Regions from separate parts of the Homo sapiens genome. Here regions 2 and 3 are each linked to region 1. The links are chromatin loops, found by intact Hi-C in ENCODE. Cell type or tissue: B cell. All regions are shown on one strand. Each heading gives the region's core, and the rest is flanking DNA. Links, peaks and the distances in the headings are about the cores only.

What was found. Peaks named below come from ENCODE experiments on the same cell type or tissue, not always from the same donor. Only the 100,000 strongest peaks of a DNase experiment are listed, where the experiment ranks them.
Region 2: a loop joins it to region 1, with 25 times the contacts of the local background. A loop is called at or near these places in 85 of 110 quality-filtered maps.
Region 3: it touches region 1 in a loop (7-fold over the local background); 7 of 110 quality-filtered maps call a loop at or near these places.

What each region holds. Positions count from the first base shown.
Region 1 is chr20:38,920,682-38,930,792 of GRCh38, reverse strand. FAM83D (family with sequence similarity 83 member D) reads right to left here and starts at 4,376. Exons shown (of 4, transcript NM_030919.3): 1 at 3,868-4,376. The coding sequence starts at 4,350. It overlaps PPP1R16B (protein phosphatase 1 regulatory subunit 16B), which reads right to left. Exons shown (of 11, transcript NM_015568.4): 11 at 7,769-10,111. RefSeq lists enhancers at 2,714-2,803, 4,189-4,288, 9,568-10,111 and a silencer at 4,399-4,758. In B cell, for the core only: CTCF peaks have their summits at 4,476 and 4,676 (motif pointing left); a DNase peak (open chromatin) is centred at 4,522; H3K4me3 peaks cover 1,713 bases; H3K27ac peaks cover 518 bases; H3K27me3 peaks cover 347 bases.
Region 2 is chr20:39,043,152-39,053,262 of GRCh38, reverse strand. No RefSeq gene overlaps it. Among named protein-coding and RNA genes, the nearest start is that of DHX35, 86 kb to the right of the region's middle. In B cell, for the core only: CTCF peaks have their summits at 2,819, 3,033 (motif pointing left), 4,809 and 5,010 (motif pointing right); DNase peaks (open chromatin) are centred at 3,022, 3,952 and 5,042; H3K4me3 peaks cover 1,026 bases; H3K27ac peaks cover 545 bases.
Region 3 is chr20:38,641,631-38,651,741 of GRCh38, reverse strand. It overlaps ARHGAP40 (Rho GTPase activating protein 40), which reads right to left. Exons shown (of 15, transcript NM_001164431.3): 10 at 9,934-10,016; 11 at 7,832-8,038; 12 at 5,555-5,695; 13 at 4,616-4,785; 14 at 3,044-3,099; 15 at 1,089-1,985. The coding sequence ends at 1,894. Among named protein-coding and RNA genes, the nearest start is that of ARHGAP40, 45 kb to the right of the region's middle. RefSeq lists a silencer at 5,406-5,525. In B cell, for the core only: CTCF peaks have their summits at 5,442 (motif pointing left) and 5,495; DNase peaks (open chromatin) are centred at 5,411 and 6,141; H3K4me3 peaks cover 508 bases; H3K27me3 peaks cover 2,004 bases.

The sequences.
Region 1 (10,111 bases), core at 2,148-7,147:
GCCTGTAATCCCAGCTACTTGGGAGGCTGAGGTAGGAGAATCGCTTGAACCTGGGAGGCAGAGGTTACTGAGAGCTGAGACTGTGCCACTGCACTCCAGCCTGGGCCAAAAGAGCAACTCTGTCTCCAAAAAAAAAAAGAAAAAATTAGCTGGGCATGGTGGTGTGCTCCTGTAATCCCAGCTACTCGGGAGGCTGAGTCAGGAGAGTCACTTGAATCCAGGAGGTGGAGGTTGCAGTGAGCTAAGATCATGCCACTGCACTCCAGCGTGGGTGACAGAGCAAGACTCTGTCTTAAAAAAAATAATAACAAACAACAAAAAAAAAACACTTGAGCTTCAGAGCTGGAACTAGACAGACTTGGGCTTGAGCCCAGCTCTGTCCCATGCTAACTGTGTGATCTCAGGCAAGTTACTTAACTTCTCTGTGCCTGGTCTTTTCTTAATTGTAGCCTCCTCCCAGTGTTGGGAGGGTTAAATGAGGTAATTCAGGTCAAGGGTTTAGCACAGAAACTGACCCATTCAAAGTGCTCAATCATATCACCATTAGGTACCTTTGCTATCAGAACACGGATGCAGAACAGCTTCTCATTTCATCCTGAAAGCAGCCTGAGACCTACACCTTCATGGTCCTCGCTGTCACAGGTACTAGATTTCAAAGGATGTGGTCAAGGTGACACAGCCACTCCCTTGTCCACAATGCATGCCCATAAATAGTAGTAGCTCTTAGCTAGCCACCAGATCTGCTGTCACCTCTCCCCACCTGAGCACAGGCTCCTGAACCCTCCACAGGGAGTGTGGTGGTTAACAGTGGTTCAGACATTCTGTGCCTCAATTTGAGTACAGGCTCCTTCATTCTCTAGCTGCATGACTTCGGGGCCACTTAACTTCTCTATGCCTCAGTTCTATCAGCTGTAAAATGAAGATGATAATCGCACCTTCCTTGGGATCACCTAGAACAGTGCCTGGCAAACAGAAAGCATTACTTTTTTTTTTTTTTTTTTTAAAGAGACAGGGTCTCCCCGTGTTGCCCAGGCTGGAGTGCAGTAGCCATTCACAGCGTAGTCATAGTGTACTACAGCCTCAAACTCCTGGGCTCAAATGATCCTCCTGCCTCAGCCTCCTGAGTAGCTGGGACTACAGGCACATGATACCATGGCCTGGCTTTTTTTTTTTTTTTTAAACAAAAGAGATTGTCTTTGGGACCTCAAATTCAGCACTGTCTCAAACCCAACTCATTTCAGCATCCCTTACCCCAGCTTCCTCTCCTACCACTAACCCGCTGTGGGGAATTTGGCTGCCCCCAAACATTCCAGGTCCTTAAACACTTGTGGGCCAGCCCCCATACCCTAGGTCTGGCAAGCCCCACCCAGCTCTGAGGTCACTGCCACTCCGGAGACTTTCTTTCTTTAGCCCTTTCCGCAGTACCTGCAGCAAACTCCTCACTGTTTCCCATCAGCACACTGTCCACTCTCAAGTGTTGGCAAGGATGATGCCTTCCCCTGTGGCCCCAGCCATGGTAGTGTCTGATACACAGCAGGCAATGAGTAAGCAAATAATTTGGCATCTATCGGACACACTGAAAATACTCATTGGATTTTTTTTTTTTTTTTTTTCCGAGAGGGAGTCTTGCTCTGTCGCCCAGAGCTGGAGTCCAGTGGTGTGATCTCAGCTCACTACAACCTCCACCTCCCAGGTTCAAGCAATTCTCCTGCCTCAGCCTCCCAAGTAGCTGGGATTACAGGCACGCACCACCACGTCCAGCTAATTTTTGTATTTTTAGTAGAGACGGGGTTTCACGATGTTGGCCAGGCTGGTCTCGAACTCCTGACCTCGTGATCTGCCTGCCTCAGCCTCCCAAAGTGCTGGGATTACAGGCTTGAGCCACTGTGCCCAGCCAATACTCATTGGATTTAAAGGTAATGTACCACCTTTCTCAGTTAAAACTGCCCAGGTTCCAAATACAGCATCTCGGAGGGAACTGTGGGTAGCTAGACTAGGGCAGCAGGTTCTATCTGGAAATGTCAGTATTACAAAATGCCCGTGAGATGAGGGAGAGTCTGAGCTCCTGGCTCCATCCCCTCCTCACGCCAGCACGTGAGTTTAATAGTTTCCCTCTGGCCTCTAGTTCCAGTGCCCTTTTGCTATCACTAAAATTTGGGGCTGGGCAAAAGACTAGAACAATCCACAGCTCTCACTATACAGACCAGTTCTTTACATTTTTCAGGTTCCAAGTGCTCAAGTTCTACTGGACATGAGCTTTGGGGATGCATACCTACACAAGTCTGCCTTTTCCATCTTTTTAATCTTTTCACTGAACCCGCAAGGAAAATGTCTGCTGCATCAAAAAACCCTCAGTCCACCCAAAGCACCTCAGGGCTGGTAAGAGCCTAGCTGCAGCCCACAACCACTCCCTCAAAGGCAAGGCACTAGGTCACTGTATCCACTACCACTGAAACCCCACCAGTCAGGGAAAGAACATTAAGAACATTGGTGAGAGTCGGGGCTTGGACATGTCAACCTGACAATGCACTGGTATCTTCACCCACACTCAGACACACTCAGGTACCAGCCCTAACAAGTCTTAACATGGCTGGGGCTTTATCTGCCATGTCCCTGGCACAGGCAGATAGCCAGGGAGCTGGGCACTGCCAGTCAGCAAGCAACCTGACCATGGCTCCAGACCAAGGTGTCTGCCACGACACTCTATGTGCCACACCCACCTGCAGGCTGCCTTCTTCCTCCTTGATCCCCAGCACCCTGCTGCAGCTTTATCGAGGCTGGCAAGCAGACAAGACCTCCATTGCACCCATGACCATGCCATACTAAGAGTCAGACAGTAGGACCAAAACCCACTATGAATACAGAAGCCGATCTAATGCAAATGTATCTGCATTTTAGGAGACCACTGCAATCTGGCACAGACCCAGCCTATGGAAAACAAACCCCTTGCCCCAGTTTCCCCTCCAGTCTCTGGCAGTAGAAAAAGCGGCAGGGGGCCGGGTGCGGTGGCTCACGCCTGTAATCCTAGCACTTTGGGAGGCCGAGGCGGGTGGATCACCTGAGGTCAGGAGTTCGAGACCAGCTTGGCCAACATGGAGAAACCCCGTCTCTACTAAAAATACAAAAATTAGCCGGGCGTGGTGGCGGGCACCGGTAATCCCAGCTACTTGGGAGGCTGAGGCAGGAGAGTCACTTGAACCCGGGGGACGGAGGTTGCAGTGAACTGAGATCCCACCACTTCACTCCAGCCTGGGCAAAAGAGAATCTGTCTCAAAAAAAAAAAAAAAAAAAAAAGACAAGAAAGAAAAAGCGGCAGGGCTCTCACTTTGCCACTCTCGTGTTTATCTGCTTTTTACAGCAAAAGATGCATGAAAGTAATTAGCAATAATAATTGCTTCCTAATGCCCCGTAGTTGTCTCTGGAGACCATCTTTCTGGAACTTTCCCTGCGTAAGTTCTTTGGTAATGAGTCTCCTAAGAAGCTCCTGAAAGTGGGATCTAGCGTTGGCTGACAGACAGGGAAATAGGCAATTTTCCAAGTTTGATTTTAACTGAAATTTGGAACTCAGAGTACTTCTGGTCCCTCCTTCAGGGATATGAACGTTAGGAGATGGAACCCGGGCACAATTCGCATCCTTGGGAACCGAGGCTTTCCCACTATCCCCTGCCACGAGGAGCGGCCCGGGGGATCCGGGGGAGACACGCAGAGTGGGGTGTGAGTCGGAGACCCTGGGACCACCTAGCCCGCGCGCGCTTCCGGTAGGGCGCAGAGGAGGTAGTGGCCCCGGCCCGTACTCCCAGCAGGCCTCAATTTCCCATTCTTGAAGGGGGTCTCCCGTGCGACCCAGGGCCCTGGAGGGCCGCTCACCTCTCGCGCCGAGCGGAGCTGCTGGCGCAGAGCGTCCTTGCAGCCGTAGGGGCCACCTTCGCCAGCGCCGCGGGGCTGGAAGTGCGTCTCGACACGCGTGGCGCCGCGGTAGGCGCCCTGGTAGAAGGCGGGCCAGCCAAGCTCCAACAGCGGTGGCTCCAGGTCCGACTGCTCGGGGAAGTAGGTGCCCGAAGAGCAGTCGTGCGAGGAGCCGAACGAGTCCTCGGCCGCCGCCGCCGCCGCCGCGCCCTCCTCTCCCGGCCTCTCCGCCGCGCGCAGAATGGCGTGCACCTCATCGGGGTTCAGGAAACGAGCCAGGCGCTCGCGTCGCAGGAAGGCCGCGAAGGCTTCGGGGCCGCCCGCCACCAGCTCCTCCAGAGCCAGGCGCCGTGACTCGCTGAACAGCTCGGTCGGGTTGGGCGGCCCGCACGGCGACAGGCAGGCGGCGGGCACCTCGTCCAGGCCCTCGGACAGCAGAGCCATGGCGGCGCTCGGACTCGACAGCCCTCGGACAAAAACCGGCGTGCAGTCCCGCTTTATAGGCAACCTTTGAATCAAACAGGCCCGCGCCATTGGCCGCACCTCCCCGCCTCGGCTCTCCCATTGGCTGCTTTCCTTCCAATAGCGGAGCGAGGCGGGGCGCAAGCCTCTACGGCTCCGCCCCCTGATGCGTTATTGGCTGCGATGCTGGGCTTGCTAAGAGGAATTTAAACTTGCAGGGGCGAGGCGGGCCGCAGAGCAGGGACAGAGCGGGGAGAGCCGAGCTCCTGGCCATCCCAGCGCGCCCCCTGCCGGTCGCCCCGCTGCGCGGCCGTGCAAGGCCAGGGACAGTCAGGCCTAGACAACGAGGAGAGGCAGGTGCCGACTCCCGGAGACTCTGGCCACGCTGCTCCTAGGCTCTCAGTGCTTTGGCATGGCCAACCATATCGCCTTTATCACCTGCCTTTAACCATGTATTCATTCATTCAAAGAATACCGGCTCATCGTATTAGGACTGCTCCTTTGATTACACCCTCGGGTAGTCTTCTCTCATTTCATCGATTTTTGCCTTGTAAAACCCCAACCAACCGTGGTTATACCCTACTTTCCACCTGCACCCCGGCAGCCCTACAGGGCTGAAGAAAAAACAAAAAGAGCGTAACCATGCTTACTGACTGGTCATGTTTTAAATTCATAATCCGTAAGACTGCCTGCTAGGAGGCCGGGCGCGGTGGCTCACGCCTGTAATCCCAGCACTTTAGGAGGCCGAGGAGGGCGGATCACCTAAGGTCAGGCGTTTGAGACTAGCCTGACCAACACGGTGAAACCCCGTCTCTACTAAAAATACAAAAATTAGCCAGGTGTCTTGGTGTACGCCTGTAATCCCAGATACTCGGGAGGCTGAGGCAGGAGAATCACTTGAACGCGGGAGGCGGATGTTGCAGTGAGTCGAGATAGCACCACTGCACTCCAGCCTGGGCGACAAGATCGAAACTCCATCTAAAAACAAAACAAAACAAAACAAAAGCAAACAAACAAAAAAACTGCCTGGTAGGCCGCATTTCCCTCATTCTCTCTACCTTTTCCTCTCTGACAGCTTGTCTTCCATGTCAGCAAGAACACAGAAACAGTAAGAAGGGAACGTCCACGTGCGGCCATCTAGTCTACCTTCCTGTCTGCATCTCTGCCCGTATACTGGGCATTGATGAACTGTGCCTGTGCCCATCCAACCCCAACCCCTCTGCCTGGGCATTTCCAGCCCCTCTACTACTCACCAGCATCGCTCCAGCAATCTTCTTCTTTCTCCTGGAACATCAGCTTCCCTCTTTACCGATTCATTTCTATCAGCCTACAAGCATGCTGAAATATTTTTCATCTTAAAACAACCCTCTCTTGACCCTACATTCCTCTAAAGCTCCCCATCTCACTTCTTATTTTTGCAGCATAGAATCTCAGATGTGGCTGGCCATGGTGACTTACACCTGTAATCCCAGCACTGTGGGAGGCCAAGGGAAGAGGATCACTTGAGCCCAGGAGTTTGAGACCAGCCTGGGCAGCATAGTGAGACCCTGTCTTTACAAAAAAATACAAAAGTTAGCTGGGCATGGTGGTGCGCCTAACTTTTAGTGCATGGCAGTGCTCATGATGGTCCCAGCCAGTGGGAAGGCTGAGGCAAGAGATCACTTGAGCCCAGGAGTTTGCAGCTGTAGTGAACTATGATCACACCACTGCACCCCAGCCTGGGTGACAGAGTAAGACCCTGTCTCAGAAAAAGAAAGAAAGAAAAGAAAAGAAAAGAAACCCTCAAACCAGTTGTCTATACTTGCTGTCTCCAGTTCCCTTCCAGCCCTCTTCAATCAGGCTAAAACCCCCACTGCTTTACCAAAACCTCTTGTCAGGTTCATCATGAGTTCCACAGAGCTAAATCCAACAGTCAATTTTCAGTCGTCATCTTTTTTATGTAAATGAAAAGTGGGTCATAAATGTGAGATGTTACCATTATTATTTAGCAACCAATAACCTTTTTAAATGGATGAATGCCTGCCGCTGTTGAGACGCCTCTCCCTCTCTACCTCTCCTCTCCCCATCCCCATCCCTTTGTGAAGTTTCTCAAGAATAAGTGTGGGGACTTCCATGTGTCCCTGCGCTGGTATCCAGGGTCCGGGAGGCTGCAAGAGAGCACCTTCTTTTTTTTTTTTTTTTTTTTTTTTTTGAGACGGAGTCTTGCCCTGTCACCCAGGCTGGAGTGCAATGGCGTGATCTCGGCTCACTGCAACCTCCGCCTCCAGGGTTCAAACGATTATCCTGCCTCAGCCTCCTGAGTAGCTGGGATTACAGGCTCATGCCACCACACCTGGCCAATTTTCTGCATCTTTAGTAGAGATGGGGTTTCATCACGTTGGCCAGGCTGGTCTCGAACTCCTGACCTTGTGATCCGACACCCTTTTCATCCTCTTTCAAGAAAAACACCAACAAAGTTCTGTGTGGGACAAGGACCAAGGACTGTGGTCTGAGGCTGTGCAACCACATAGCTTCTCTATGCCTTTAATGCTCGAGGTAAAAAATGAGAATGGCCGGGGCCTTAGCTGCTGTATTGCTGTCATAAGGTGAAGTACTTTATAGTATCGTACTTCCCCACAATAAGCACACGAGGGGAAAGAGTGGAATGGGGCAGGGGGAAGAGGACAGGACATGTCAGTTCACTCCAAGAATGGGACAGAGGAGAGGGGCACCCTTGTTACATATAAATGTCATGAGAGGCGGGGCGTGGTGGTTCACGCCTATAATCCCAGCACTTCGGGAGCTCAAGGCGGGAGGATCACTTGAGGTCAGGAGTTGGAGACCAGCCTGGCCAACATGGTGAAACTCTATCTCCACTAAAAATACAAAAAATTAGCTGGACATCACGGCGAGCGCCTGTAATCTCAGCTACTTGGGAAGCTGAGGCAGGAGAATTGCTGGAACCCGGGAGGCAGAGGTTGCAGTGAGCTGAGATCACGCCACTGCACTCCAGACTGGGTGAAAGAGTGAGGCTCCATCTTAAAAAAATAAAAATAAATAAATAAATATCAGGAAAAACTTTGAAAATGTATGGAATAAATATATGCTACTATACGGCCTCATGTTAATTTCAAAGAGATTATTTGACAGAATGAAGGTCATTCCCAACCACCCACCTTTTCTTGAATTCATCAGTTTTCACCATCTCCTAGTCTGGGGAGACATCTGCTCCAGGTCTGAGCCCCCAGAGCTCCCTCTATTTCAGGGGTCTCATGGGAAAGCCCTCTGTGGGAAAGGGGTGGGGTAAGGGGGAAGAGACTAGGAGCTCTCACCCACCCTCTATTCCAGGAACCTCCTCTTTGTGAATTCAAGTCAGCACTGTTCAAGTGAGCTCACAGCAATAATCACTCACACTAGCAGGTGTTATTAAAAGGAATTTAATAATTTTAATTAAAAACTCTTAACAGCGAATTCTGTCACAGGCCTTGGCAGCTGGAAGCAACTCCAGGGACATGTGCCCCCTTTGGGATGTGGCTGAGCCACAGTTTTGGACCCAAGGCCCACCGGTGCCGCGTGGCAAGGGGCTACGTGGAAGTTACCTCAGTACGATATCAAAGATCTGCGAAGATTTTTTTTAAAAAAGTTTTAAATATATTAGACTCTCTTGATTGCCATTTTTACACAAAGCTGCTGATACAGTATACAGAGTTTTAATTTTTTTTCACATAAAATACATTTTTTTAAGTGTTCTCTGTACACCAGTGGCTTCTGGTCTGGTGAATTATTGCGGAGGGCTGGGGGTCTGCAGACTTTTCCTGGGTGTGCAGAGCCAGGCCCCGCACGGTGGCACTTGCAATGCCCATGGGAAGCAGGCCCTCTGGCCAACAAGAGAGACCTGTTGGGGAGAGGGCTATAGCTTCTGGCACAGGGGGTCACTTTTGCAGAGTCATCCACTGACCATTGGAGCCTTTGCTCTTATGTGCCCTGGGGCAGGGGAGACCATCCCCAAGTTACAAATAGCAAGAGTTAAATACAGCTTTTCTGGGCATCTTAAAAGGAGCACCCTTCTTAAAAGTACCCCAGTATCCTGCTCTAGGAGAGAGAGCAGGTAGGTGAGAGAGCTCAGGATGGGAAGGTATCTGACACCAACAACCACAATGGTCTTATGTTATTACAAAGCCAGCAAACCGGTGGGGCAGGACAGGGGACACACCCTTGTTAGCTTTTCTAAGCCCCTTGGAAATGGATTAAACAGTGCAGAGCAGTTTTACTTATGCTGTATATTTGATGGAGAATTCTATCCTGAAGTCTTTAGTAGCCCTGGGCCTAGAGTTTATTCAGCTTCCCCAAGCTACTTGCCAGAAACTCACAGTCTGGTGATAACCGCCAACTTTCAGTTGTTTGGGGCATATGATGGTGAGCCATGCAGCACCTGCTTTGGAAGTGGTCTCCTTTAATCTAATGAGGAGCTGCCATAGGACCTGGGTCTCAGCAGGAGCTAGGCATCTGGTTGACTTTGCCTGGTTACTCCCAGCTCCCGAATCCACCCCTGCCATGGAGGGAGGCAGATTCCCAAGGAAAGGCTTTGATGCTGAAGGAAGCAGCAACTTTTCCTCCCATTATCCATTAGTGGGGTGAGGGGACTATGTAATAAATGAGCCACCATGAGCAAGAAACAATGACTTTAAAAACCTGAGATGCATTTGGCAGCAAATTGCAGAACAGTCTTCTAGACACTGATCTCAAGCTGCTATTATAGAGTCCCCCAAAGATGCTGGCTGAAGGCAGCTATCACTGAAAGTTCCAGATGGACCTGGATGATGTCTGCCTGGAACCCAAGATCCAGCATCTATACTTGGTGGCAAATGTTATCCAGGGGTGACCATGACAGCTGTTCCCAGCTAAAGGAATTCAGACTCTAAGGATTCTAGGAGCCGAAAAGCAAAGGGTCGCTGGACGAAGATGCAGACACTTTGCCTCAGGTGACTTGAATGGGACTGCTGATGCCTGTGGTCCCCAAGGGACGGAAACCACAAGGAACAGTTCTCCTGACTCTGTCTTATTCCTCCTTTATCCGCAGAACCTAACGTAGAGGCTGGCATGTTGCAGCTACTCAGTAAATTACGTGAGTGAATTAATGAATGACCGCGGCTCATTCATTGGAGGTTGGTCTCCAACTTGTCTCTCAACACCCAGGAGACCTACAGGGAAAGCTCCCCAGGGACTTAAAGCCCCAAGAAGGGATGGTTTATCCCTGGCTGAAAACATGAGCCAATGCCTGAGAGTCACCTGTGTGTGAAGTCGGCTCCTGTCAGGGAATCAGCTGGGATTCCCAGCCTTCTGGGTGGAGAGGAATAGCCCAGGAGGCAGGAGGCATGCGGAAAAGGAGGGAATGGCCTCAGGCGCTCAGTGGGTTGGGCAGTACGTGCCTTCAGTGTTTGGCCCCTGAGCAAAAAGATCGGAAAACCTAAACAGCTCTCTCCTGAGGAGCACGCGGCTTCCCTCAGAACTCCCTACCTTGTAGCTAAGGTTGGCTCATGAGGGATTTCAGCGTCAGTCTGGGCTCATACTGTTTTACAGCCAATGGTACGTGTGTTTTAGATCATCCTGTCCTGTTCCAGCCACAGCCTGAGATGTTGAAGAGCCCACCCCAAATGGCAAGGTCGTGGGAAGCATCTGTGCACCTGTCTTCAGCCTCCTGGGCCGCCTCCACCCCTACTCTAGAATACATCTATCCTGGCATTGGGGTGGAGGTGGCCTGATG
Region 2 (10,111 bases), core at 2,627-7,626, 120 kb before region 1:
CCCCCTCTTTCTTCCTGTTCACACCTGCCTCTCTCTGTTGTACAGCTTAGCCTTTTAGATACAGTTTTCCAGTCCCTACTTTTCCGTCCATCTCCCCACCCCATAATAATCATGACTGTCATTACAAATGTGGCACCTTTGGGACTACAGGCAGAGAAAGTGGTGATATCAGTGAAACAATGGAGAAAGAGTTTAACCCCCAAGCACACATGCTCACCCCTCAAAGGCAGATTCTGTGTGCTACGGCACATGCACGTATACGCACACATGCAAGGCACATTTGTGCCCACATATGTGCCATAGCATATGCATGTGTAAATGCCATGTGATGCGGTGCACGCATGTCTATGCACACATGCAAGGCATATTTGTACACATGTGCTGTAGCACATGCATATGTGTGCACACATACCATAAGCAAATGTAGGTTGTAGCATGTGCACGGGCGTGCAAAGACATGTGCAGGCACATTTGAATGTGTGCGACATAGTGTGCACATATGTGTCTGCACATGCCCTGTACAAATGGCATGTGCTGTAGTGCAAGCACACATGCCATACAAGCACCAGGGTTCTGTGGTCCAGACCTGGGGCAAACCATGAGTCCCAGGCCAAACGGCAGCCGAGCCAGGCCTCCCCACAGTCTGTCCTCCCTCCCACTTGCCTCAAGAAACAAAGACAGTTTATCAAGAACTCCCCAGTAAGCGGTTTTTTTAAGACCTTCAGCAGCAGCCGCCGGGCTGAGCTGAATGTCTCACTTTATTAGTGAGTTTGGCCTTGGGTGTCTGGCTGTTTGATCAATCCTGCCGGGGGTCAGTGATATTTCCTCCCAGCCCCCCCGCCCCTGCCCCTGCCCCTCTGCCGCACCTGATGAACAGCTTGCCCCTGGACCGCTGATCACCTATTGATTTTCCAGCCCGAGGCTACATCCGCCGCCAGCTGCCATCTCCAGCCCTGTCACCAGGACCACTTGGTGACTAACTGATCCCCCGGTCCCCTCCCACCCCCACCCCTCACTGCACACCCAGCTCCCCCACTCATGGCCCAACCTGCCCTTCCGGCTTTTTCTGTGCCCAGTTCCTACCCTCTCTTTCAGGGCTCAGTGCTGGGACCCTGGACACCAAAATCAAGTGACTCCCCAGCTAGCTTTGATGCCTGGCTGCATGACCTTGGACAAGTCACTTTAATCTCCTTGTGCCTCAGTTTCCTCATATGTAAAAATGGGGCAATATTGGAAGCTACCCATCATGTATATCAGGCAGCAGTTTCCACAGTGTATTATGGGCACCTCTGGGGTCTCTGAGACCCTTTCAGATGGTCCATAAAATTCAGAATAATGTTGACAATAATACAAACATGTTATTTGTGGGGGTTTTTTGCTCTCAGTGAAAGCTTTTTAAAACTCCCAGTGGAATATTACAGGGGCTACATGACATGTGGTATCTCAAAAACTTGCAGATGCAGATATAAAAATCAAACTGTCTTCTATTAAGGCTGACATTATAGAGATCTGCAAAAATATAAAACAAAGCCACACTTCCTTCTCTTTAAATTTTGTGTGTTGTGAAATATAGTTATTTGTCATAGGAATATATTATTTATGCTCACATGTAGTGTTTATTATTGCTATTTTAAATAAATTATAAATAAATATTATTAAAATTTGTTTTGACTCCTAAAATGGTAATTAGTGATAGATACAACCCACATGAACAAGAGCTTTGAGGGCCTTGATCATTCTTAGGGTGTAAAGGGTTCCTGAAGCCAAAAAGTTTGAGAACTGCTGGTACAAGATGCTAGCACTGTGTCTGGCTCACTGTAAGCACTCAGTAAATTATTATTGCTATGATTTGGAGTTGCTATCATTGGGAGTTAGAGTGATTTCTCCAGTCAAGCTGGGGAGGGGATTTGGGGGTGCAGATTTGGGGAGGTTGCCCCTGATTAGGGACATAAGTGGCACAAAGGTGAGATCCCCCCTGCCGGCTCCTAGCAGCCCCCTCACCTGGCACTCACTGCCAGCTTGGAGTGTCCAAAGCCATGGCCAAGGGAAAGGAGCACGTGGCTGATCTTGGCCCTAGCAGCTGGGATTGGCTGCACCTCGAGATAAACCTCCCTCAAAATTGCTCAGAGGGAGGCAGTTGGTGCAAAGAAGGAAGAGGCTGGAGAAAGAGATGTAACAATAGCTACTCCTCGATTAGCCTTACCATGTGTCAGGCATCATTGTAAGCACTTAAAGTTAAGTCATTTGAGCCCTGCGACAATCTTAGACAGTTGTTTAAAAATGTACATGGGATGATTTTGTTGTAATCAGGTATGGGAAGATGACAGACACAGAGTCAACTGCCTGAAAGGAAGATTGTATTACTTACAGTTCCCAAGAGGAGGGCACAACATTCAGGGCCACCTGAACAAAATGAACAAAAATGCAGAAATGGGGTGACCTGGGACAGTCTGGGCATCCCAATGGCCCCTCAGATTTACCATGGCCCATCTGCTTCTCCTGGCAGGCCCTTGGGTCTGCAAGAGCCCTGATGGTGGAGAGAGGGCTGCGCGGGTGGCCCCCTCCTGAGGGCTGGCTTTTGACCCCTCTCCCGCACCCACCCCAACTCCACTCTGAAGGACCCTGGCAGGCCAGGTCAATAATTAGAACTCCATAAAGGTTTGCTGGTGTTGATTTTTGTCGTTGCTTTTTGAACTGGGCCTGTAAAATGGAGAGGTTCATACCTTCCTTGGTGAAGTGGTCAAGATTTAAAGACTTGGTGAGTACAGTATAGCTTCTTGCAACGTGGACAGAGAAGGGGACACCGTCACGAGAGGTGCGGGGGCTGTTTTCACTCCGATGCGCTCAGACCGGGACTGAGCTGCTGTGGACGTGCCCGGTGGGCAGGCGGTGAGCTCGCACCGGGCAAGACACGGGTCTGACCCCTCCCCGCACTCACCCCCTCCCTGGGCGCTCGCAGGACCCGAAGCAGCGCAAGGGCGTCCTGGCTGCCCAAACGCGGGGCTCCAGCGCCGCCTGCCGGCCGCCGTGTGCAACGCCGACCCGGAAGTCTCGCCGTCTCTGCCTGCGCTGGGGACGCGCGGGACACCCGGTTCCGGGAATCCCGGTGGGGGTCCGACCTTGCTTTGGGCGCAGGGAACGCGGCTCTGCAGGACGGGCTGCCGCCGAGGGCATCGGCAAGCTTCGGGGTGTGGACCGTGCCTGCGCCCGCTGCATCCGTTTTGGGCAAGGCTGTGGCTTTTTGAGCCTCAGTCACTCTTTGCGGAGGACGAACAGGGTGGGAATTCGACTTCTCCCACCGCAGCGTCCCTGCAATCTCGTTCTCGACGACGTCCCAGCCTCCCTTCTAGTCCAGTCCCACCCCCAACATTCCTCCTACCCTACTCGCTGGGCACTTCCCGCAATTCCAAATCCCGGCGTGTGGCTCATCCACGTGAAAACCCTTCAGAGCTCCTGGTTGTCGCATAAAACGTTGCTTTCATATTAAAACGAACATGGATTCTGGGAGGCAGAGGCTGGACGATCCCTTGGGCCCAGGAGTTGAAGGTTACAGTGAGCCATGATCCCCACTGCACTCCAGCCTGGGCAACAGATCGAGATTCTATGTCAGAAAAATAAAAAATACATAAAAAGTAAATAAAACTAACATGGATCAGACAGAATGAAATTGAGAGAATGTGGAGCTGCCCAGCTCAGAGCCACCAAGCCCCTAGGAGTCACAGGGGAAGGAGACTCCCAGAGCTCCTGCAAGCCAGCCAAGAGGGGGCCCATTCTCCCAGGGAAACAGCATTGTCAAGGTGGGCTCCATCTCCAAACCAAGCTCCAGAAGCCAGGTCAGGAATTGGGACAGGGCACAGGAGGGACAGCTTGTCTGTACTCCTGCATGTCTGGGCCTCAGCTGACAGTGACCCAGAAGGCTGGGCCCTGGAAGAGCTGGGCCAGAGGACCCACTTCTCAGATGGCATCATGAACCACAGCCCATGAGTAGCCTCTCCAGCATCCTGGTTATCAGGTAGCTGGCTTGCTCGGGTGGCAGTGTCCCAGCAAGCCAGGCAGGAGCTGCATGGCCTTTCGTGACCCAGCCTCAGAAGTCACACCACATCACTTCACACAACCCTGGGTCAAAACCACTACCAACTTGGCCAGATTCATGAGAGGGACATAGACCCCACCTCTGCATGGGAGGCATGTCAAAGAATCTGTGGGGGGAAAAAAAAAGGCACGGCACCAGTCCATCTATTTTTATTTTTTTTTTTTTTAGACAAGGTCTCGCTGTGTTGACCAGGCTGACATGCAGTGGTACAACTGATCACAGCTCACTGCAGCCTCAAACTCCTGGGCTCAAGTGACTTTTCCGCCTCAACCTCATGAGTAGCTAGGGCTGGAGGCACACATACCACACTCGGCTAATTTTTTAAATTGTTATTTTTTTGTATAGACAGGGCCTATGTTGCCCAGGCTGGTCTCAAACTCCTGGCCTCAAGCCATCCTCTAGCCTCAGCCTTCCAAAGTGCTAGGATTATAGGCATGAGCCACCATGCCCAGCTCCATCTAGAAACTATGGTTTTGTGGCCTAGGGAAGGTGTCACCTGGATAAGGTATCACCTATGTTTCACCTCCAAACTCAGGTGCTCCCTCCAGAAATGGCACTGGTCTCTCCATCCCCACTGGATGAAAGATGGCCAAGAGAGACCTCCCTGAACCAGTTGCAACAGCTCAGGGCCATGACAGGATGAGGCCATGGAAAGGGGACACTGCAGGAGATGGCCGAAAAAGCAACATGATTTGCCTCAACTGTCATTTCTTAAATCCAGACACAGGGAAGGGAGGGGAAGTGGGGGACACACAAGGAATAATGGGGGGGAATCAAGGAACTGGGAGAAGAGTTCTTATAGTGCCTCTGCCCTTCCATATCTGCTCTATCAGGTTGTCAGAAGCAAGGGACCAGAAACACAGTCCACTTCCCCTGAGCCCATTGCCAGGAGTGGACAGCAGTGTGGGGACTCACTGCCTCCATGTGGCCAGCAGAGGGCAGCATAGCGCTGCTCTGCTGCATCAGATGCCTGGCAACTTGGCAGGGCCAGTCTGGAGGACTCAGGACTCAACAGGACCAGACTCAGGACCCTCCACATCCCTGGCTAAGGACGGGCTGCAGCCTGGATGTGGGTCATGTTTTAGCACGTGAGCTCCAGGGAAGCAGGGACTGTGCTCTGTGTGCAGTGGTCTCTTATCTGCAAGTGCTTCTGGGTGTCCAGTGTCAGTGAGTTGTGTTGTGAAGGGCACAAAGGTGTCCATCAGATTGTTCCTGGGTGGTTCTGAGCAATGTGTGTGTCCTGATGCCAACACTCATCTGGTGTCCAGCAGCTCCACGAGCCTTCCACTCACTGCTCCCCCTGAAAACTCCAGTGTCCCGAGCCCCAGGGCCAGGCGGGCCCCACTCCGGGCCTCTGTGCACCCCCACCCCCTGACATGGTCCTCCCCTCTGCTTAGGTCCTGGTCACCTCTGGCCTCTGCCCATCTTGAGGGTGGGGGCCCTCATCACCGCATCTGGTTCTTTCCGGGGTGACTTCCTATCTCCCTTGTTTAAATAAAAGGAGTCCACCTTGAAGGAGATGCGGGGACCTGCACACCACGGCACCAGGGAGGCTGGGATGGGCATGGAGGGAGGGGCAGCGGGTGCCCTCTGTGACACACGTGGAGGGAGCAGAGGCTCCTGTTTCCTGAGCAACCCCTGACCCAGCTCCTTTCTGGAATTTTACAATGGAGCTCACTGTGGCACCTGTGCACATGGAAGGACAGGAGGGAGGGAGGGAGGGAGAGGGAAGGAAGGAAGGAAGGCTTGCTGGTTTTAAGTTATTACCACCCCATTGCACTGGTAAGGAAACTGAGTTGAAGACAAAATTATGTCTTGCCAAGGGTCACAAAGTTATCTAATTTTGGGTGTGGGGCTTAAACCAGGTCTCCTCCAGACCCAAAAGAGTATATCCTAAATGATCCCATGTGTATGAAATTCTAGAAAAGGCAAAGTTAGCCCATAGTGACAGAAAGCAGAATAGTGATGCCTGAGGCTGGGGGGCAAAGTCGGGGTGGCTGTTGACTACAAAAGATCATGAGAAACTTTTTGGGTGAAAATGTTCTATATTTGATTTTGGTGGTCACTGTGGTGTACTGATTTGTCAAAACGTATTGACTATCCAATTAAATGAGTGCACTTATTACATGTGAATTATACCTCATTAAAGGTGGTCATTTTTTAATTCGGATCTTCTGACTTGGAGCTCAGTGCTCCTGTCCTCCCTACTCAGATGATGCCCAGTTGTGGTGTCACTAATCTGGGTCCTGTGGCCTGTAAGGGTTATTCACATACCCAAAGGGTGTCCGAATTCCATCTGTGCATGAACAAGATCAATCAAGAGAGGCTGTGGGGATGCAAAGCCCTTTTGTCCTAATCCTGGCTGGGGCAACAGACTAATCAATTGGCAAAAATCCCATGTGAAAAATCTAACTCTCATGCCTATAATCCCAGCACTTTGGGAGGCTGAGATGGGAAGATCGCTTGAGTCCAGGAGTTCGAGATCAGCCTGGGTAACATAGTGAAACCCCGCCTCTAAAAAAAAAAAAAAAAAAAAAAAGTTAACTCCATCTATGCCCACTAAGAACAGGGCCAGGCATCATCACAGTTCAGGAGAAGTGACCTTGGTTTATTAATCTGGGGACAGGAAACCTACCCTGTCTCCCTAGAAGCTGAGTTCCCACGACCCCATCACCACTGGGTCAAGAAATCGCCCCAGAATCTGCCCTCCTTCTGAGTCTGCAACTGAAGTCGGGAAGACCAAGGGTGATTTAGAACACCCTTCTCCAAGCAATGGAAAGCTTGGAGTAAGACTTACATTGTACAAGTTCCCTGGTGGTCTCTTCCAGTTTGCATGCTGCCTCACTAACCTGGCCCAGATTTCTGCCTCCTACCAGGCAATCTTTGGAAAAGCAGACACCAGTGCTAATTAAACTGGTTCTAAATGATCAGTAAGCCCAAGAGAGAGGAGGGAGCCACATCTGGGTGTAGCAAACACAGCTCAAGTCTACATGCTCCTCGGATGGCAAAAGCTCATCAGGATCTTCAAAGCCTTGGTGTATCCAGTTCTCTTTCGCCTCCTGAAGGCCAAAGGCTCAGAAGCAGAGTGCCAAGTGCCGAAGTGGAGGGAACAAGAGTCCCTATGGGCTGAGAGCATAAATTCCAACCTAAGGATACTGATCAGCAGGAAGGACTTAAATGACACTGTCTGTCCTACTGGTTCCTGCCCTGGAAGTATGAAGGCGCTCTGCCCAGATAAATCCTATAAGCTACCCTCCATTTTAGTAGCCTATTTAATCATAAACTGGGGAGGGCTTTTCCAGTGAGTTCCTTCACCTCTACTGAAAGGGGCCGCGGGGCTGCATGTCTTTGACTCCTTGGTGATTAGACAAGCTCTGCGGCTGTTGCTGGCTTTCAGATTGCCGATGAAAATTAACTGTACCATGGGGCATGTAGAATAAACACGAGTTAAAAGGGTGTCCCAAGGAGATCATGTATCTGAGTAAAAATGCGCTGTGATAGGGAAAAAAAGCATCAAAATGTCTCATGTTGTTGGCCGACTCACTCCATCCAGGGTAGAAGTGGTTCCTGCCAGAATATGAGCTTGGAGGTGGGAGGCAGGCTTCTGAAGCCAACTCCACAACCTCCTGCCTCCCGGGGCCACTGGTGAGCAGGTCTAAAACCTTAGACAAGAAGGGCTATGTGTCCTAAAATCCACATCTCCTCCAGATGAACACTTGAGGCTCCTTATCCCCATCTTACTTCATTTTACATTTTATTTTATTGCCAATCCTTGTGTCCTACCCCCACCCCCACAGGCAACACTTGCGATGCACATCTTGTTTGTACATATTTTTGCAATCGTATTGGTTTTGTGTGCATGTAGTTTTAGTCTCCGTGAACAGGACTATCACATCAGTTTCTTTTTTTTTTTCTTTCTTTTTTTTTTTTTTTTTTTGAGACAGACTCTCGCCCTGTCGCCAGGCTGGAGTGCAGTGGCACGATCTTGGCTCACTGCAACCTCAGCCTCCCAGGTTCAAGTGATTCTCCTGCCTCAGCCTCCCGCGTAGCTGGGACTACAGGTGCACACCACCACATCCAGCTAGTTTTTGTACTTTTAGTAGAGACAGGGTTTCACCATGTTGGCCAGGATGGTCTCAATCTCTTGACCTTGTGATTTGCCCACCTCGGCCTCCCAAAGTGCTGGGATTACAGCAGTTTCTTAATTCTTCCACTCAGCTATTTCTCAGGTCTGTGTTCTATGAACCTGCTCTGTACTGATCCACAGTGTCATCCAATACATTGTCCCTGCACACCTCCCAGGGATGGACATTAGTCCCCACCCCATCCATCACACCAGTAAGCATCCTTACATGTGTCTCCTAAGGACCCGGGTGAGAATTTTGTTGGGAACACACCCCCAGAAGCAGAGTTTCTGGGCTGTGGGGCAGGAACACACATGAGTAGTCCCAGGTGGCTCTCCAGGACTGCCGTACCAGCTGCGCACAGAGGCCGCCGCATCTCCATCCGCCACCTTTCCACTGTGTTGCTAATCTCATTGGTGCAGAGTGATGTCTAATTGTTGCTTTAGCTTGTGTTTTCCTGATGACTAACTTTGAATATCTCTTCAGTGGTTTGGTGGAGTGTTGGGTCTGCCCCTATACATTGCCTTCCATTCCCTGTGCCCATTTTTTTCTGCTGGAGTTGTCTTTTCACTGGTGATTTATAGGAGCTCCTTGTACATTCCTGACATTTAATCCTTTGTTTGGAATACCTTCCCCCAGCTCCCACACCTACAGGTAGGCCTTTTGCCAACCACTAAAGCAAATTAAGCATAATAAGAAATGAAGAGGCCGGGTGCGGTGGCTCACGCCTGTAATCCCAGCACTTTGGGAGGCCAAGGCGGGCGGATCACGAGGTCAGGAGATCAAGACCACGGTGAAACCCCATCTCTACTAAAAAATACAAAACATTAGGCAGGCACGGTGGCGGGTGCCTGTAGTCCCAGCTACTCAGGAGGCTGAGGCAGGAGAATGGCGTGAACCCGGGAGGCGGAGCTTGCAGTGAGCCCAGATCATGCCACTGCACTCCAGCCTGGGCAACAGAGCGAGACTCTGTCTCAAAAAAAAAAAAAAAAAAAGAAATGAAGAGAAGGGGGGCAAAGGAAGTAAAATAAAATGGGAAGTCAACTGTTGAGTTTTAAACTAATACACTAAAGTAGAAGATGAAAATCACAGAAAAGGCCAGACACAGTGGCTCACACCTGTAATCCCAGCACTTTGGGAGGCCGAGGTAGGTGGATCACTAGAGCTCAGGAGTTCGAGACCAGCCTGTGCAACATTAAGAAACCCCGTCTTTACTAGCTACCGGGGAGGCTGAGATGGGAGGATCACTTGAGCCCAGGAGGCCGAGGCAGCAGTGAGCCCATATTGCACCACTGCACTCCAGCCTGGGTGACAGAGCGAGACTCTGTATCAAAACAAAACAAAAAGAAACAAAAGAAGATCACAGAAGAAAATATTTATAGAACCACGACAACAAATGTCCAAAATAATAGTTAGACAAACAAGCAGAGTACAAAAAAGACCAAGACGTTAACATAAATGTCGAGGAAAAAATACTTTTGAAGAGCATTAAAAATAAACACGACTGCATTCTTTTTAAAACTTCGCAGTAAAAAGGAAAATAATGCAGAGGTCAGAGAGGTGGAGATTAAAGGGGTGAGGCATACCCATGAGGAAAAACAAAAAAACAACAGCAAAGGGAAAACACAGGGACAGCAGACACCAAGCAAACTGAAGACCGCACTTGAAAACAGAACAAGCCTAAAATGCGGGGAAGAAAAGCAACCAGAGAACGAGGCTAAAATAAACAGCCTGAGGGTGAGCTGGTAAGGCCTTATCAGCCAGCTCCTGCTCTCCTGGGGTCCAGGGCGATGTAGAGGCTGATGGCAGTGGTGGGGACGCAGAAAGGAACTCAGGCGACCTTTGGGTCCTATATGGGTCCGCCCATCAGGCTGAGGCCAGCAAAGAACCTGGC
Region 3 (10,111 bases), core at 3,364-8,363, 280 kb after region 1:
ATCATCACCATCAGCAGCATCGCCATCAACACCATCAGCAGCATCACCATCATCATCACCACCATCACCATCGGCAGCATCACCATCATTATCCCCACCATCATCATCAGCAGCAGCATCACCATCACCACCATCAGCAGCATCACCATCACCATCAGCATCAGTATCTCACCATCATTGCCTCACAGGATGAAGCAGGTTCTGTTGATGCCCACCCATATCCCTTCAGCACTTGCCATCTGTGTACAGTGGCCAATGTCTACTTGCCAGTATCTGTATCTCTTCTTGAGGGCTTTCTCTGAGTATTGGAGCACACTGTGCCTGCACTCTGGCAGGCGGAAGTACCAGGAAACAAATACCTATACTCCTCAGGAGCAGCTGTCAACCAATGACTCACAGGAGTTGAATAAACACACTGGCTCCCTTGACCCTTGGGTAGGGTAACTCTGAAGGACATCTTCCATACTGTTTCTCAGAGTTCTCCAGTGGAATTAAGCTCGAGATGCCCCCAGTGGTAGCTTGCTTGTGATTGGGCACCCTTTTATAGACTGCCTCCCCCTCTTTCTCTCATATCCCCACTCTCTTGCATTTCTTAGGACCACTATTTGCATTTGAGTCTTTGCCTCACATTTTGCTTCTGGGGGAACCCAAACCGAAAACACTGGATTATTGTGAAGATTAAATTTGTGAACCTCTTGGCACATAATTAAATGCTCAGTAAACTCATTGTTAAGTGAACAAATAAGCGAAGCCTCACCTGGCCTGAGGATACAGACCCAGGGCAGAGGAGAAGAGGAAGGGTGAGACCTGGGACTGTAGGAGATGAGAGGATTCCCAGAGAGGCTGTCCCTGCAATGCCCCCACCCTTCAGCAATGGGTATCATTACTCCATGCCTCCCCATTCTGAGTTCTCTTCCTGCCCTCCCGCCCCCGGTGGTTGTGGGTTCAAGGCGTGGCTGGATCACATGGGCCAGAGCCCTTTGAGCAGCTCAGCAAGATGCTCTCGTCACCAAGCTCCCACGTCAACTCGCTGGAAGGACAACACCTACCGAGCACTGGACTGGAGAGAAAAACAGGCAAAGTAAATGTGACATTGAACTTGTTGTGCCTTTACTGTTTAAACAATTACGTTTACATATTATATCATATTACAAAATGACAAGATTGTACAAATCAACATGTAAAGCATGAGAGCTGTGAAGCAAAGTCTTCCTCTGTCCATTTCTCCCGGGGCTGGTCATGGCTACAATCTTGGCTTCCTCTCCCTGAGGCCCTAGCCCCTCATCCTGAAAGGATTCTGAGAGGGCAAGGGGCTTGTCCAAGGTCACAGAGCTCTCCTGGTTTTGTCTCTGGTGCTGCTGCTACTACACATTGTAGGGCCACTTTCGAAACAATTTTGCCTGGGGGGAAAAGACCCCAACTACCTCTTGATAAAGGTACTGCATTTTTAATTTTCCTCCAGTCTGGAAGCCACAGACAGAAGCCCATGGAGATCCAAGCGCCCCAAGTGGTGGCGTCATACAGCAAGCTTGGTGTAGGAAGCAACTCTCTGGAGGGCTGGAGGGTGGAGGGGAGTGAGGGCATTGTGTGCACGGTTAAAACATGAGAGCTGTGAAGGGAAGTTCTTCCTCTGTCCAGTTCTTCCAGGGCTGATCATGGCTACAGTGTTGGCCTCCCCTCCCTGAGGCCCTAGCCCCTCATCCCCTCTGAGTGGAGAGAGCACCACCCCTGAGTCTATTTCTGAGGGGTCTGAGAGGCATTTCAGAAAAGGAAGCCTTGGAATAAAACTCAGACCCTCCCCTGGAATAGCTTTGTTCTCATGCTGGGTACATGGACACAGAGCCAGCAGGGGAGAGGAGGAGGCATCCAGGCTGCTCCTGAGACTCGCAGGGTTTAGGTGGGGTTCTGTTTAAGGACCCACTCACCATGCGGGTTGGCACGGTACAGATCTAAGAGGTAGGCATCTGGGTCCAGGCGATGCTCATCTGTGGGAAGAAGGGGTGAAGGAGGTTGAGTGGGAGGCTGTAGGAGATGCTGTTCCCCTGCACAGAGCCCTTCACCAGGCAGTGCACTGTCCCCTGGCTGTATGCATCTTGACTGCTACAGCTCACAGCTACTTCTTTTGCTGGAGAACTGAGCTCCGCTGAGGGAAGATGCCTTGCCAGAAAAGTGACACCCCCTTTCCCCTGGGAAGCCCACGGTCGATGACTGACGGACACAGATGTACTGAAGACCAGTGCCCTTGCCTCAGAATGCAACAACTCTGATGTGATTTGTTCTCTAGAGCCACCTAGTGGATCAGGCCAAGCTCCAGGATGCGAACACTCCTGGCCCCTGCCCCTTCCCTATCCTCCTTCACTCTGTCCCTTGGAACCCTTTTCCTGAGGGGCACCCCCTCAATGCATCGTGTACTACTGAAGACATGTCTTAGCTTCTGCTTCTTGGCCAGTGGCCCTCAAAGTGTGGCCCCCCGACCAGCAGCATCTGCAACTCCTGGGAACTCATCAGAAACACACATTCTTAGGCCCCGCAATCTGTGTCTTAGCCCTCCAGGGGATCCTGAGGTTCTGGTAAAGTCTGAGGATCATTACTCTAGAGAATGCAAAGGGAAACAGCGGCCCATCCTTGGTTCCCACAGAGCCAGGGAACTCCCAGAGCTGGATATGTGTTTGCAGAATTCCTTAAGGACTCCTTGGCCCCTAGGCCAGGGATGAAGTCCATCCCAGCTAGGGTGTCCCAGAGGCGTCGGTTTCACTGGTGCTACTGTGAACCTTCACACTAAACAAATCTTCTGCATCTCTCTGCAAGCCTGAGGCCAGCTCTAGGCAAAATCCAAACTCCAGGATAGGCTCCTAAGACTTGCACAGGCTAACCTTTAACCTTACAGCAGGACTCCACCTGGTTTCATTGAAGACAGAGACCTGAAGGGAGGGCTCATCTGCAGGCCTACTCTGGCCTCCCACAGAAGGGCCCAGTGAGCCTTTGAGGTCGAAGAACTCCCAGGGACCCGGGCTCTGTTCCTGTTTCCCACAGTGGAACTTACTGATATTCCCTCCAACTTCATAGAGGAGGATGTTGGCTGACTCCATGGACCTATGGCTGTAAAACAGAGAGAGAGAAAAAAAAAACTACTGCCTTTTTCTTCTGGAAACATCAAGACCAACAACTGTGCATGGCCCCCAGCCCTGGAAAGGGCAGTCCTCACTGATTTTTGGTCCTGCTGGGGAGAAGCAGCATAAGGACCCTCCTGAGAGAGCTGGAGCCAGTGACAGAGTCCAGCACCCAGGGGCTGGGGAGAGGTAGCTGGAGGGCACGTGGTGAGGCTCAGCCAGGGGTGCACCCCGCTGCGAGGCCCCTTTCTTCTGGGCATCAGAATGGAGACTGCGAAGGCAAGGGAATGAGTGGTGACAGATGGGGACAGGAGCCTGCTGTGAGGGGAAGATTTTGAGTCAAGATGGATTATGGACATTGTATGATTACATATGATAATGATGCCTATCATGTAAGAATCACAATTATTATATGATAATTATGGGTATCCTGAGTTCAATTCCATGGCCTCTTTTCTGCCATGTGGCCTAAGGCAAGTCCCTTCTCTTTTCTGAGTCTTAGTGCTCCCATCTGTTCAAGGAGGAGCTGGATCAGATACTTGCTGAAGATGACAGTCTGAGGGTCCCTTGTGCCAATGCCAACAAGGAAGCTCTTGAGGTCTCAGGCTGTTTCCTGTACCCTAGGAATGATGGCTGCACATCAGCCCCCGACCTTCTTCCAGATCCTTGGCCAGGCTCTGCTCCTTGCTGCAGGACCTTTACTGTGCAGTTTTCTGTGCCTGGAAGCCTCACCTCGCTCCCAGATGACACCAGCTTCCTTGGCTTCCAGACACATTGTTCCCTGCATTTCTTATGAAACCTAATACAGTTTGTAACTTGATCTTTGATTCGTGACTATCTGCTTTATATCCAGGTCTTCCTCAGGACTGTGAGCTCTTAAGAGCAGGGCCTCTGTCTGTTCTTTTCATGGCTAGTCTATAATTCTCTTAATACATGGTGGGCCAGGTGCGGTGGCTCACGCCTGTAATCCCAGCGCTTTGAGAGGCTGAGGTGGGCAGATCACTTGAGGTCAGGAGTTTGACACCAGCCTGGCTAACATAGTAAAACCCTGTCTCTACTCAAAATACAAAAAAATTATCCAGGCATGGTGGCAGGTGCATGTAATCCCAGCTACTTGGGAGACTGAGGCAGGAAAATCGCTTGAACCTGGGAGAAGGAGGTTGCAGTGAGCCAAGATCGAGCCACTGCACTCCAGCCTGGGTGACAGAGCTAGACTCCATCTCAAAACAAACAAACAAACAAACAAACAAACCAACAGAAAAACATGGTGCCTGGTGGTAGGCATTCATTAAATACCTATTAAAGTGAATGAGTGAGTGGTGGTCATCATGATTATTACTTGGAGCCAAGAAACTCTCTAAGATTGGAGAACCCATCTGACCACCCCAGAAAGGGAAGGCCAGGTCAGGCCAACAGTATGTGTAACCCCCTGGTGGCCTTCAGCTCTGGGGTGCAGAGCCCTCCCTGCAGGGAAGAGGCTCCTGCCTCCAGGAGGTGCCTCTTACTGTAGAAGGAGGCTGTCCATGTCCTCACTGTCTTCTTGACCCTTGGAACCAGGGCTGAGGTGCTCTGTGAACTGCCTCAGGACGTGGGCCACTTTGGTGCTGGGGGTGAGAGGCACCTTCAAGGGGTCCTTGATAGGCCAGACCACCTGGATCTTTGCCACCTTGGGAGTCTGCAGAGAGAGAGAGAGAAAGATCCATATACATAAGAGTCAGCTTGCCTGGAGTTCCAACGTGGATGCATAAACACGCATACATGGCACTTACGCAAATGCCCACGCTGAAAATCACAAGATACACACACACGCATACCGGACACTTGGGCACAGATCACAGACATACACATTCCAGATGTGTGTTTGTGTTTCTATGCCTATGTTTGTGTTTCTATGCCTGTGTCGGTGCACTTGTACACACAGCAGGAGTACATGCAACGCACCCACAAACACAGACATGTAGGTTTGTATAAAGACCCATCACCCACACATCGTGCACGGTGCAGCCTCAACGCTCATCAATTTCTCTAATCGGGACTTTAATAAGGAACCGTGTTCAGGACCCCTCCTAGGAATACTCAGTATTTTTGGAAGGCTCTTCCCTTCTACTATCCCCCACCCAGCCCCAATCACCTCACACCCCGCAGAGCGACTCCCATTTTCCCAACCCTCGGCCAGGGGCTGCCGAAAAATGGGGCGGCGGTGACGGTTTCTAGGGGAAGTCTCCGAGTCACTCCATTTCCCCTCCCCAACCCGCTTCTAAGCCCTCGTTTCGCAGCCACGCCTCCTCGCTCCCCGTGACGGCGCCGCAACGCCCCCTGGTGGCCTCACTGGGCCGTTGCTGGCAGCCCGGTAGCGGGGACCTGGAGGAAGGGAAGCACCGCGCCCCAGGTGCCCTCCTGTCGCCTCGGCCCTTCTCCACCTGTCTGGGGTCGGGGGCACTCACCGCCTCGAGGCCGTCCCCCGCCTTGTCCCTGTCTGCGTGCATCCTCCGCAGCCAAGTCTTGAGGCCTGCGTCGCAGAGCTGGGGGCGCCTGCTGCTACTGTCGTTCAGTTTTCGCACCTGGGCGACCAGGAAAGAGGCGACCTGGCCAGAAAGGATCAAGTTTTGGCAGGGGGATAGGACTTCTGGGGGCGAGAGGCAGAGCCCTCTCCAGGGTCATCGTGGCCTCTTCCCTGGCCCAGCGTCCCACAGGGCTTGGAAATATGCATTTGTTGGACACGGGACGGAAGCACTGGTTTGGTGGAATGAGGAGGGGGCATTCAGCCCCTAAAGTGGACCTTGGAGTAGGGGACCCTGAGAGTGGAGCCCACCCTGAGGCTTAGTGGATAGTGGTCCCCTCGACAGAAGCTGGAGGGTCCTGCACCTGCTGAGGGATAGCTGCTCACTGGCACACTCAGGCAGGGGTGTCCCCAAAACACACCTGGAGCAGGCTCTGCTCTGAGAACCCCCAGAGAGCCCACACTGGGGGATTCCTACAGAGACCTCCAGATCAACCCATGCCTCTCTGTGGGATCCGAACCCAGCAGAGTCAGAGAACCCAGACTCCATGGACCCTGCTAATAACATGTTTCTGTCTCCCAGGGTCTGACGAAACTGGAGTCGATTCTGAATTCCCCTTTTTGCTGCTATGTGTGTGCTGTCTAAAGGTGACACACACGGGGAAGAGCGAGGGTGATGGGGGTTCTCCCCTTTCACTTTTTCTACATCTATGTTTTCTGAAGCTTTTCTAACAAGAAAACATTCAAGAATTTCTTGAATTTTTAAAGCATCCTCCAATAAAAAGAAGTATTACAATCCAATGTCTTTCAGTAGCAACATTATCTCAAAGGGCTGAGTGCAGAGAAGAAAGGAACTATGGGGGTATAAGGGGTGTATGAGGGAGGAGTAGGGGACTTTCGACAGAGGAGTTGACTTTTGAACTAGGAGGTCTTGAAGAATGAGCAGAGGACACCAGGCTTCTGCCCTTAGAAAAAAAAAAAAGGGAAGGGAATTCCAGGCAGAGTAAACTGCATAAGCAAAAATTCAGAAGTGTGAAGTACTAGATGAGTTTGGAGTGCCAGCTGGCGTTTGCTGTGTTTAGAACACAGACGAGTGCCCAGGCAGGGTAGGAAGAAAAGTGGGAACAGTCAGAGAGGGCTTCACTTGCTGGTTTCTGGAATAGGAAATCTAACCTAATGACCATGGAAGAAGGAAGGGATAGAGGGAAGGACTGTGGGTGGATGGATGGGTAGATAGTGGGATAGATGCATGGTTTGGTAGATGAGTGGATGGATGGATGGGTAGATAGTTGGATAGATGTGTGGTTTAGTTGGATAGATGCATGGTTGAGTGGATGGGTGAATGAGTGGGTGGATGGATGGATTGGTAGATGAGTGGAGAGATGCATGATTGGTGGATGGGTGAGTGGATGATAGATTGGCATATGGGTGGATGGGGGAGTTGGAGGAATTAATGGATTGATGGGTGGGTAAGTAGATGGGTGGGGGGGATAGGTGGGTGGGTGAGTGGGTGGGTGACGGGCAGTTGCATAAATGGATGGGTGGGTGGATGGATGGATGGGTAGGTGGGTGAGTGGGTGGATGGATGGGAGACTGAATGGAAGGATGAATGAACAGATGGAGGGAAGAGGCTACGCATCGCTAGGTGAGAAAGCAGCCTGGTCAGCAGTGGTAGATGGTGCTGCCTTGTGTTCACAGGAGTCTCAAGAGCTGGAGGGGTCTCAGTGCTAGGGGCACCATGCATGCTGACACCGCAGAGGGGCCTCTCTCCTGCTCTGGCTCCTCCCCTTGCTGTCACTTGTTACTCAGGGCAAAGCTCACGGTGGGGGCAGGAGGGCAGGGGTATCCCTGTTATCTGGTTCTGGGCTCTGTCTTAGGCAGGCCCTGTGATCCTGGGCCTCAGGGATGGGGCTTTCTCAGCAGCATAAAAGCTTTGATGTGAAGGAATTATTTGCAGGAGTTGGGGGAACTCCTGCAATCTGGGGTAGACCAGATGGCAGCAGACTGACTGAGAGGCATGGCAGTGGAGACAGAAAGTGAAGACACTTCTTCTTGGTTACTAAGGCAGGGGGAGGAAGAAAACACAGGCCTGTGCAGAGGCCAACAAAGGTCCTGGAAGGGACACACTAGGGAACTGAAAGGACAATGCCCAGGCTCCTGGAGAGCAGGGGCGGCACGGCAGCTGCACCCAGAGGGATACCCAGCGCCCAGCAGCACTCACCGTCCACAGCAGATCCTGGTAGTGCACCATTATCTGCACCACCTCGGCTGCCCCTTCTGCCAGCTGCTTCTCCTTGCCTTTGGGGAGCTTGGGGGGCCGCCCTTGGTGCAGAAAGAGGTTAGGGGCCATCACGGTGGAAACATTCCTCAGAGTCATCTTGTTGTGCTGTTCCCGGGCCACCACCTTCCTGAGGAATTCCAGCAGTGCCTAGGGAAGGGTGCAGAGCCTCCCTCAAATCTCAGCCCATCCCTGGCGCCTCCCCACCATCCCCAGGGCATTCTGATGAATGATAAGGGGGTGCTAGGAAGGAGCCAGGAGCTGGGAGGGCAGCAAGAGGGGCTCCCGTTCCAGCTGTGTCACCGGCCCACTCCATGACCTCTCTGTGTCTCCGTTTCCTGCTCTGCAGTGTGTCCAAGACTCTTTCCCTCCCCTGCTCCCTCAGAGACTAATGAGACAACTGGGTCAGACTTCAACTTCCAGGTAGAAAAGGGCCACAGGTCTGGAACATGGGTCATTTCCTGGTGAGGCCCAGGATAGCTCCTTCTTTCTGGAGTCTGGGTCTACCCAAAATGCAAAGGAAGGAATAGAGAAGCAGAGATGCTGGGAGAAGCAGAGACACTGAGAAGAGCAGCAGAAAGTGATGAGAGCTACCACTTACTATGTATTCTTTGTGTTCCTGGGCCTTTAATTGGTACATCTCATTTAATCCTCACAGAAACTTTATAAGGTAGGTTTTTTTTGTTTGTTTTTTGTTTTTTTTTTTTTGAGTCAGAGTCTCACTCTGTCTCCCAGGCTGGAATGCAGTGGTGTGATCTTGGCTCAGCTCACTGCAACCTCTGCCTCCCAGGTTCAAGTGACCCTCCCACCTCAGCCTCCCAAGTAGCTGGGATTACAAGTGTGCACCATCACACCCAGCTAATTTTTTTATTTGTAGTACAGACGGGGTTTCACCATATTGGCCAGGCTGATCTCGAACTCCTGACTTCAAGTGATCCTCCCGTCTTGGCCTCCCAAAGTGCAGGGATTACAGGAATGAGCCACTGTGCCTGGCCAAGGTAGCTCTTATTATTGCATGTGTTTTACAGATAAGGAAACAAGCTTGGAGAATGTGCCAAGAGTCATATAGCCAGTAAGGACAAAGGGACGGAGTGAAGAAGGGAGGGAGGGATGGATGGATGGAAGGATGGATGGATGGATGAATGGAGAAAGAAAAGATTAATAGATGGACGAATGAGAATAAATGGGTGGTGGAAGGAAGAATAAATGGAAGGGAGGTGGGAGGGAAGGAGGGAGGGAGGGAGGAAGAAAGGAAGGGAGAGAGGGAGGGAGAGAGGATAGGAAAAGAGGACACATATTGAGTACCCTGCAAAGCATCATCTTCTACCCCATGATTCCTCATGAGTTAGCTTTTATGATTTCCAAAACAATTAGACAAGATGCTATTAATGCTATTATCATCCTCAGTTTACTGAAAAGGAAGCAGAAACTCAAACAGGAAGACCCGGGGCCTCCTCAGGCTGATCCTGGAGGCACATCTTGAGTCTGACTGAAGGACAGTCAAGACGGTACAGGGAGCTGGGCCAAGGCCCTGCATCCATTCCCATACGACAAGGAGAATTTGCTAAGGGTCTGTTTCCCAAACTGGTTCTGCATGGAACACCAGTGCCATGCAATGCTTTCCACAACAAAAGAGGTCTGTGATCAACTGAGTTTGGAGAGTGCTGCATACTCTAATCCCACTTGGAGATTCTCTAAAGCCTCAATATACCAAAGGCTTTGAGAAGTCCTGGGGAGAAAAGTATTCTTAACCTTGTTTCATGAACTCTGTGTTTACCCATCCATGCTTGGCCACAAGGTGCTAACACCTGTTAGCACCACGTGGAACTGACGCTCTGCAGTGCCCACTCCGGGACTATCCCCTTTCAGGACTCATCTACTTTCTTTAAGAAAAAGTCTCAAGAGAGGTTTGTGTGGGTCATCACTGAACCCTAGCACCTGGCAGAGTTGTTGAATGAATGAATGAATGAATGAGCACATTTGAAGCCATGGCTGTGGCTGTGGGCTGAGATGGCAGAGTGGTGGTGGTGCATGGTAACTCTTACCTTTAAGGCATTTCTGTTGGGTTCTGGGAGGATGAGGATGAGCAGGTGAAGAACCTGCAGGCGCTGCTTCAGGTTGGGGATGTCTGCGGGAAGGGAGGGACCTCAGTCTCCATGGGAGGCTCAGGGACTCCCTCCCTCAGTCTGGTCTCTTCTTGGGGAAATTCCAGAGCTGGAAAGC